Linked DNA regions of Homo sapiens: regions 1 and 2 are each linked to region 3. A link is a contact called in ENCODE Hi-C or POLR2A ChIA-PET data. All regions are on one chromosome and are shown on one strand. Each heading gives the region's core, a stretch centred on a gene start or an enhancer-like site at or near the end of the contact. The rest is flanking DNA. Distances are from core to core; before and after follow the strand shown. Region 1 holds the start of TAF8 (TATA-box binding protein associated factor 8). Region 2 holds the start of TOMM6 (translocase of outer mitochondrial membrane 6). Region 3 holds the start of HSP90AB1 (heat shock protein 90 alpha family class B member 1).

The links. Hi-C counts contacts between places; a loop is a spot of excess contacts on that map. ChIA-PET counts read pairs that join two places held with the same protein, here RNA polymerase II (POLR2A). Pooled maps may share reads with other maps.
Region 1: a loop to region 3 is called in a pooled map, with 8 times the contacts of the local background. The contact joins the promoter of TAF8 here to the promoter of HSP90AB1 in region 3. A Hi-C loop is called at or near these places in 8 of 50 pooled maps. POLR2A ChIA-PET finds 5 or more read pairs at or near these places in 4 of 52 experiments (CD4-positive, alpha-beta T cell, OCI-LY7, T-cell and 1 more).
Region 2: a map of naive thymus-derived CD4-positive, alpha-beta T cell shows a loop between it and region 3 (11-fold over the local background). The contact joins the promoter of TOMM6 here to the promoter of HSP90AB1 in region 3. A Hi-C loop is called at or near these places in 1 of 168 maps with a recorded cell type or tissue (naive thymus-derived CD4-positive, alpha-beta T cell) and 7 of 50 pooled maps. POLR2A ChIA-PET finds 5 or more read pairs at or near these places in 1 of 52 experiments (OCI-LY7).

What each region holds. Positions count from the first base shown.
Region 1 is chr6:42,049,198-42,051,897 of GRCh38, reverse strand. It overlaps TAF8 (TATA-box binding protein associated factor 8), which reads right to left and starts at 1,374. Exons shown (of 9, transcript NM_138572.3): 1 at 1,312-1,374; 2 at 385-541. The coding sequence starts at 1,356. It also overlaps a transcript of CCND3 not described here. RefSeq lists enhancers at 648-1,199, 869-1,418, 1,200-1,751.
Region 2 is chr6:41,786,444-41,789,143 of GRCh38, reverse strand. TOMM6 (translocase of outer mitochondrial membrane 6) reads right to left here and starts at 1,450. Exons shown (of 3, transcript NM_001382294.1): 1 at 1,319-1,450. The coding sequence starts at 1,446. PRICKLE4 (prickle planar cell polarity protein 4) reads right to left here. Exons shown (of 8, transcript NM_013397.6): 8 at 1,692-2,382. The coding sequence ends at 2,015. RefSeq lists enhancers at 1,003-1,692, 763-1,762 and a silencer at 2,383-2,700.
Region 3 is chr6:44,245,720-44,248,419 of GRCh38, reverse strand. HSP90AB1 (heat shock protein 90 alpha family class B member 1) reads right to left here and starts at 1,319. Exons shown (of 12, transcript NM_007355.4): 1 at 1,225-1,319. RefSeq lists enhancers at 220-269, 754-1,508, 2,263-2,700 and a silencer at 1,820-2,059.

The sequences.
Region 1 (2,700 bases), core at 125-2,624, 2.2 Mb after region 3:
GCCTCCCAGATTCAAGCGATTCTCCTGCCTCAGTCTCCCGAGTGGCTGGGATTATAGACACCTGCCACCACGCCCAGCTAATTTTTTTGTGTGTTTTTTAGTAGAGACGGGGTTTCGCCACGTTGGCCAGGCTGGTCTTGAACTCCTGACTTCAGGTGATCCACCCGCCTCAGCCTCCTAAAGTACTGGGATTACAGGCGTGAGCCACCACGCTCGGCCCATTGTGCTGTTTTCTTTTCTCAACTTTTTACATTAAAAAAAATTTTTTTTCTCCCCTCTTAAGAAAAAAGTTTGTTTCTTAAATCCTCTCAAACACTATCACAAAGCAGGGCACAGAACTGATGTTGGGGTTGACTCCAAGGCCAAGTGTTTCCATGTACTCACAGCTCTGCAGCATCTCTGTCAGCGTTTCCACGGATGCTTTCTCGGCACTCTCAAACCCTGCCTCTGTCAGCAAGGAGCTCACAACCACCTGCAGGGTTCTCCTCCGGGCCAGATGATAGTTATCGGCAGGGTTAGTGGACTGTTTACTTCCCGATCTCTGTGAATCAGCAGAGAGATTTTCATCCACAGGAGAAGGATGCAATCACATAGTTCATACGTGGTCAACGGCAAGCAAAGTTATTTTACTAAATAATTTTATTTTAAAAATCAGTGCTTAATGTTTAGATTTACAGATCTTGGCCAACTGAGTAAAAATTGAGCACCCAAGGTGCTTTAAATACAGAGACCACTTCTCCGCTTACCTAAAACGTACAGTCCCAATGAGATAAAATAGCAGGTCTTTTACTTTCTACTTTAGCAGATTATTAGAATACATAGCTGAAGAAACACGCATGATGGGATTAAGACGTGTCCCGCAGAAAAAACAGGATCCCTCTCTTGTGCCTCCCATCTTCACACCATTTCATTGAAAGGGAAAATGAAAACAGTAACAAGAGGTGACCGCGAGGAGAGGAGGGCAAAAGATAAAAGCACAAAAAAGTAAGAAAGCTAAATATTTTGAAACGGGAATGCCTTTCAACTTTGGCCGGCCAATAAGAAGGCGAAAACGGCATCTTCAGACCAATCGGGGGTGTTCCGGGCTCCCAACCCCCAACAGCGAACGAGCCAATCAAGACACAGGTCCGCCAACTCCGGAGGCCGCAGCCAAGTCCCAAGGAGGGGGCGCCTACGGCCTGAAAACACCCTCCGCCAGTCGGAGCTCATGATGGGGCTGAATTTCTGGGCATTATCTTGTTGCTCAGTCGAGGGGAAAGTTGCAGGATACCCAAACTCTCTCGGCTCCGAGCCCGCGCTTCCTGCCCTTACCGTTCCGGAGCCACCGGCCCCAGCTGTGGCCGCCGCGTCGGCCATCTTGTTCTGGCGTAGTGTGCGCGAGCGCGGGGCGCGATGGGACTTGTAGTCGCGGGGCGGGGCGGGGCGGGGCGGCGTGCGCCCCTTGGTTTTCCGAAGCCCAGTCGGTTGGGGGACGCCTCCGGTGACCCCGGCTCACGTGACTTTTTTTTTTTTTTTTTGGATACAGAGTCTTGCTCCGTTTCACAGGCTAGAGTGCAATGGCGCGATCTCGGTTCACTGCAACCTCCACCTCCCAGGCTCAAGCGATCCTCCCGCCTCAGCCTCCGGAGTAGCTGGGATTACAGGCGGGCACCACCACGCCCCGCTAGTTTTTGTATTTTTAGTAGAGACCGAGTTTCGCCATGTTGGCCAGGCTGGTCTCGAACACCTAAGCTCAAGCAGTCCGCGGCCTCGGCCTCACAAGGTGCTGGGATTACAGGCGTGAGCTACCGCGCCAGCCTCACGTGACCTTTTGAGAGTGAAGTGTTCTGGGGCCTTCAGTGGCTTGGTTGTGGGCCAGGAAAACGCGCCCGGTTTCACTGAGTTAAAAGAAACCTATTTTAATATGAAAATCGGTTCTTATAAAGAGCATACCAGGAGATCATCTACACTCGCAGGGTTTTCCAAACTTGTCTTATTATTAGTAACACCTGGCTGGGCCCAGCCCAATCCCAGTGACTTCACTCTCTGGAAGAGGGGCTTGGGAATCTTTCTCATTAAGGAGCTCCCCAGATGATTCTTCTGAGCGAGTAATGTTGGGAAACCCTGGAGCATCCAGCCTGGTGATTTTGTGCTGAGGGCCGCCCCGCCTGTCAATGGCCCACTTGGAAGTAGAGCCTGGACCACCTAGTCCAAGTCTATCGCTGCATCCTGCTGCCTTCGCGCCCTCGACCCGCAAGTATTTGCGAGGCAAGTCTAGGGGGCGGGAGACTTGTCCCTTGCCGCCTCACTCCCAGGGCGTGGGGTGCCCGCGGCTACCAGTGGTTTTCTCCCTAGCCTGTCAGCCCCTCTAGCTGCGCCGTGTTCGTCCCCATTTGCAGGTGCCTGGCAGGACGCAGATTCTGGGCTTGGATCCTAACACTAGCCAGCTATGGTACTTCGGGCACTTGACCTTAATCCTCAGTGTGTCTCAGTTTCCTCTTCTGTAAAGCTGGGGGAAAGATGAGATGATACACAGAAAGAGTCTGTCACAGTGCCTGACGTGTAGTAAGAGTCAAGAAATCGGCCGGGCGCGGTGGCTCTCGCCTGTAATCCCAGCACTTTGAGAGGCCGAGGCGGGTGGATCACCTCAGGTCAGGAGTTCGAGACCAGCCTGACCAACATGGTGAAACCCCGTGTCTACTAAAAATACACAAAATTAGC
Region 2 (2,700 bases), core at 201-2,700, 2.5 Mb after region 3:
CCACCTTCCCGAGGCGTTGATACGTGGTTGTGACGGCAGGTTGCTCAAGACCCACGTGGGAATTTGGAGTTCATTTTTGTGCCTAGTAAGTGTAAGGTCAGGCTGGGCGCGGTGGTTCACGCCTGTAATCCCAGCACTTTGGAAGGCCAAGGCAGGCGGATCACGAAGTCAGGAGCTCGAGACCAGCCTGGCCAACATGGTGAAACCCCGTCTCTACTAAAAATACAAAAATTAGCTGGGCGTGGTGGTGCGCGCCTGTAATCCCAGCTACTGGGGAGGCTGAGGCAGGAAAATCGCTTGAACCCGGGAGGCGGAGGCTGCAGTGAGCTGAGGTCCGCCACTACACTCCAGCCTGGGCGACAGAGCGAGGCTGTCTCAAAAAGAAATAAATGTGGCCGGGCGCGGTGGCTCACGCCTGTAATCCCAGCACTTTGGGAGGCAGAGTCGGGTGGATCGAGAAGTCAGGAGTTTGAGACCAGCCTGCCCAAGATGGTGAAACCCCGTCTCTACTAAAAATACAAAAATTAGCTGGGCGTGGTGGCGCGCGCTTGTAATCCCAGCTACTGGGGAGGCTGAGGCAGGAGAATCGCTTGAACCCGGGAGGCAGAAGGGGCAGTGAGCCGAGATTGCGCCTCTGCACTCCAGCCTGGGCGACAGAGTGAGACTCCGTCTCAAAAAAAAAAAAAAAAAAAAAAAAAAAGGCCGGGCGTGGTGGCTCACGCCTGTAATCCCAGCACTTTGGGAGGCCGAGGCGGGCGGATCACGAGGTCAGGAGATCGAGACCATCCTGGATAACACGGTGAAACCCCGTCTCTACTAAAAATACAAAAAATTAGCAGGGCGTGGTGGCGGGCGGCCGTAGTCCCAGCTACTCGGGAGGCTGAGGCAGGAGAATGGCGTGAACCCGGGAGGCGGAGCTTGCAGTGAGCCGAGATCGCGCCACTGCACTCCAGCCTGGGCAACAGAGTGAGACTCCGTCTCAAAAAAAAAAAAAAAACAAAAAAGAAATGTAAGATCAAACGCAAAGCCCAGCTAAAGCACTAGTCCAGGGCCGAAAAAGCCTGTTTACGTGCTAGCACTTCTTCCCTTGATCAGGGTGACATTACAGATACAGCCACATGACAGAAAGATCGCTTTTGCCACACGGGAACTCTCCTGGCCAGGGATCTCAGTGAGGCACAGCCAGAGCTACGAAGACGCCACAATGCTGGTAATGTTAAAAAACAAAAACAAAAAACCCTGAGGCGCCAGCCTCGCAAGAAAGGGGAAATACGGATTTAAGGGCCAGAAAAGGACCAAGTTCCTCGGGCTCGGTTACCTCCGGAAGTCATTCCTATCAGTGGCAAAGCGGTAGACGCCCCGAAGCCAATCTCCCACGTTGTCCGGTATTTCGGGAGTTTCATTAGCCGAGCCAGCAGCGCTCACCGGGACAGTGCTGGAAGCCATAGTGGAAAGCTTCGCATGGGCCTCGGTGGAGGAACCGTATCGGCGTCGCCGGTGAATGACGCACCTCCGGTCTGGCACTTCCGGCTGCTACCGGCCGGCAGTGGGGGCGCTGTTCGCTTAGTCCGACATCCGGAAGAGGGACGGCCCTCTGCTGCGCCTCCACGAACTCTAGGAGGGGAGGAGCGCGGCCCGGTTCTACGGTCCCCTGCTCCCGGTCCCACCTCCGGCTCTCCAGCCGGTAACTGTCACGCGTGCTGTGATCATTTAATTGGCTTGGGAGGAGGATGGTGGGGACGGGGCTGTCCCAGCCTGTGGAGGTGGGGGTAGGGGCTATCTCAGCAGGGGAAGCGTAGCTTTGGGGAATGGGTTTTGCCAAGAAAGTCTCCGCCAAAAGTCTTAGAACGCGCAGTACTGAAGGGGGCGCACTCCAAACTTGTCACCTCGCCGCCTCTTGCGGGCGTGCGCCTGACTGCGTCTCAGTCTAGGATTGTTAGGGGGAGGCTAGCCTTGTTCTCCCGCTTTACAGACCCCTTTCCTCCCACTCACATCCCCTCTCTGAGCTGCGCCACTAGCACATGGTGCAGTGCGTCTTAGAGGCGTTGCTGTCCTCTGCTTGGAGGCTTCCGGGGGTCTTCCAGGACTGGGGAAGGCGCTCGCCTAAGAAAAATCCTTCAGGTTCCGAGTCAGAGGAGGAGGAGCAGGTGGAGAAAGGGGTGTCCTTGGGATCACGAATAGTCTCCAGGCGGCATTGCTCCTGCCCTTTGGGTGCCTCCGCTTTGTCCCCAGGTCGGTTCTCCTGCTGGGGACTGGATCCAGGCAGCCCCCTCTGAGTTTGCAGGCTGGAACCGCCGGCAGCAGCGAGGAGTGTTCGGGAGAGGGTTGCAGAGTTCACCGAGGTTTGGTCCCTTCCTTCAGTTCGGTCGAGTCCAGTCTCCCCTGTTCCGGGCCGGGTCGGAAACGCTGGTCTCAGAGCCGCGGAGCTGGACCTACACCGCAGCTAGTGGGGGTGAGGCCCAGCCTCCCGCCCCGCCCAGCCCCTGGGCCGTGCGCGCCGCCGCCGCCGCCGAGAGTCCTCGCCAGGGTCCCCCGCCTCCACCAGAGGGCGTCCGCCTCCCGCGCCTGGGAGGGAGTCTGGCGCCGCAACCCCGACCGCGGCGCGGGGTGGGTTCGGGCGGCCCTTGGAACGCTCCGGCCAGGGATGCGCGGTGAGAGCTGCGGGCCCCGAGGCTTGGGTCTGGGGGGTGCGGTGGGGGC
Region 3 (2,700 bases), core at 70-2,569:
ATAAGCTAAATATTCTTCAACCAAATGTCACAGAACCCACCTACTTAAAGAATGGTGACCAGCAGCCTCAGCATCATCTGGTAGTATGGCAGAAAAATCATAATGTTGGTCCAACCCAGGTATCTAGAGATCCCAAGTAATCCTTACACAAATTTAAATGTGAAAATCACTACCTACAGTTCTTTATTTGGGGGAGATCAAAGTGACTAGTTTAAGATAAAAATGGCACTAACTTTAAACTGCTCCCCCTGAGGTGTCAGTTCCTAAGACCAGTCCAAGGGCGGGACACTCCTGCCCCATAGGGCAGGGAGGAATAACCTGGGATCCATACGATACCCACCGGAGGAGCAATTAAATCCGGACAAAGAATTCTTAAGCCAAAAGCTCCACCACGACCCTTTCACAGCACAAAATTACAGAACAGGACCAAACCCAAGAAAGATGGTGGCCGTAGCCACCAGGCCGACACTCGTCACTGCCGGACATGCGTCGGCCAGGACCACGCGAGGAGGGGGCGCCGCAGTGCACCCTCCCTCGCCCCAGCATCCGGGCACTGGGGCGGGGCGCCAGAATCCAGAAGCTTCCAGAACAATCTCAGCTCTCGAGGAAGGGCGGAGGAAGGAGCCCATGAATCTTCCAGAACCTGCTCCCCTCCCCGCCCCTCCTCCACCGGGACTGCAAGAAAGATCTGGAAGGAGGGAGTATCGGGTGCTGGAGACCGAAAGCTCTCTTCCCACACCGTCAACCCTCCCTCACAGAAACAAAGCACCCAAGAAGGCTTTAACAACGCGTCCGATAAGAGAGGTGACAAAGCCAGTCCCACAAGGCCGTGCTGAGTCACCCGAGCGGGCACCCCCGCCACCCTGCGGTCCCCCTCCGACGCCCCGTAGCCGCGTCCGGAAGTGGAGGGGCAAAAATGGCAGCGTCCCGGGCCGCGCGGCCACCACGTGCAGCTGCCAGCCGCCCACTGCCCCAACCCCACAGCCCACCTCGCTACGGCCAGCAGGCGCCGAGAGAAAGCCCCACCCCCCAAACACACTAGAGAAAACCGAGGAGGACTCAAAAAACCTCACCCACCACTACCCTCACCCTATAAAAATCCAGAGCGTTATCCACAAGCCACCCCGACATCTAGACTAAGGCTCCCTAAAGGACAGAAAAAAACAAAAACAACACGAATACAGCACTAAAGGGAAAGAAGCCTAGCGGAGATCTCAGCCTTACCTTGAAAAGAAAAGGATTATACGTAATAGTGAGCAACGTAGGCTTGCTTTCCGATACCCAGACAGTCCCAACACTGCGCCGGAGTGACTCGAGAGAGCTACTGCGTGCCCCAAGTCGCCCTATATAAGGCGAAGCACAGTACAGCCGCCCTCCTGTAGATCCCTCCGCCTTAAAGGAGTATGATTGTCAACCCCGCACCTGCCGCCACCAGCCCACCTTGACGTCATGGTCCGAAAAAAAGAGGGGGCGGGGAAGAACCCAAGCAACGGATCCGCCCACACATTTGCTTGTGATCACAGCCCCATAGTTTCACGTCTAGGACATGACTCCATCAAGAGCGGGGATGAGGAGTGCTCATTTGGCATAAACGGTGTCTCTACGGGCGAGGAACCCACTGACCTCCCTAAACACTTGTGGGGCAGGCGTCCCCACACCCAAGGGCGGGACTGGGGGGGACACCGAAAAAGAGCGGAGGCAGCTAACCACGCGGACCACCGCTCCCAGACCCAATCTTCTTCCTAGCATCTGCCCTACACATCTCGCGTCCCGACAGAGGGACTGGCATTCGGGACCCAACCTTGGGTAGCCCCAGATCCCGACTCTCGCAGGAGTAGAGGAAGGGCGGAGGGTTCGCGCTGAGGGGCAGCTCAGCGTAGGGGGAGGGCGCCGGCCGGGGCTGGCGGGGACTCTTTGCCGACATGCGGCGGAAGGCGCGGCGGCGGCACTGCGGCATTTCCAGCAGTTTCCAGGCCTGTCTCGGCGGTCCCGCCCCCTCCCCGCGAGGCTCCGCCTCTCCGGCTGCGGCCGGGGCAGGGTTTTTGCAGCGACCCCACCCGGCGACCCGCTCTGACCTGTCCGAGAGACGCGGGTACCAGCCCAATCCTCAGGGATGGGATGGAGGGTTGGGGAGGGATCGGCTGACCCCTCCTTCCCCGCGTCAATCACACAACACCCAGGCACCTGGGGCGGCTCTGCGGGCGTACACTTTTGCAGACTGAGAGTGGAGTACCTGCGGGGGGGACCCCCCTCTAGCCCCTGCGGCCGCCACGTACACGGAGCACGGGGACATGCGCCCTCCCTACGCAGGCACGTCAAGCCCTTTCTCAAGCTGGTTCGCTTTTTTTCCGCCCACTTCGCTCCTGCAGCCATTTGGACCTGGGAAGGAGGGAGTCTCTGGGAACCAGTGCAGGGCAGCCGGAGCTCTTGGAGGCCGCGTGACGATGCCGGCCACAGAGCGGCTGGCCAAGTTGTTCCCCTTCAGCCTTGGCACCAGAGCCCCTAGGCCATGCCCCTGGCCAGTGAGCTGCCGTGTCTGGCCTGGCTCAGCCGTTTTGCCTGCCCTCCAGTTGGCAAGCTGTCCTTGCCTTTCCAAGGCCTCATCCGAAAGCCTGCTGGACCCACAACCCCTCCAGGAGAGAATAGCCACTCCCTGCTCTGTGCCCTGTAGATGTCCATCTGCTCCCCTTCCTGGCCCAC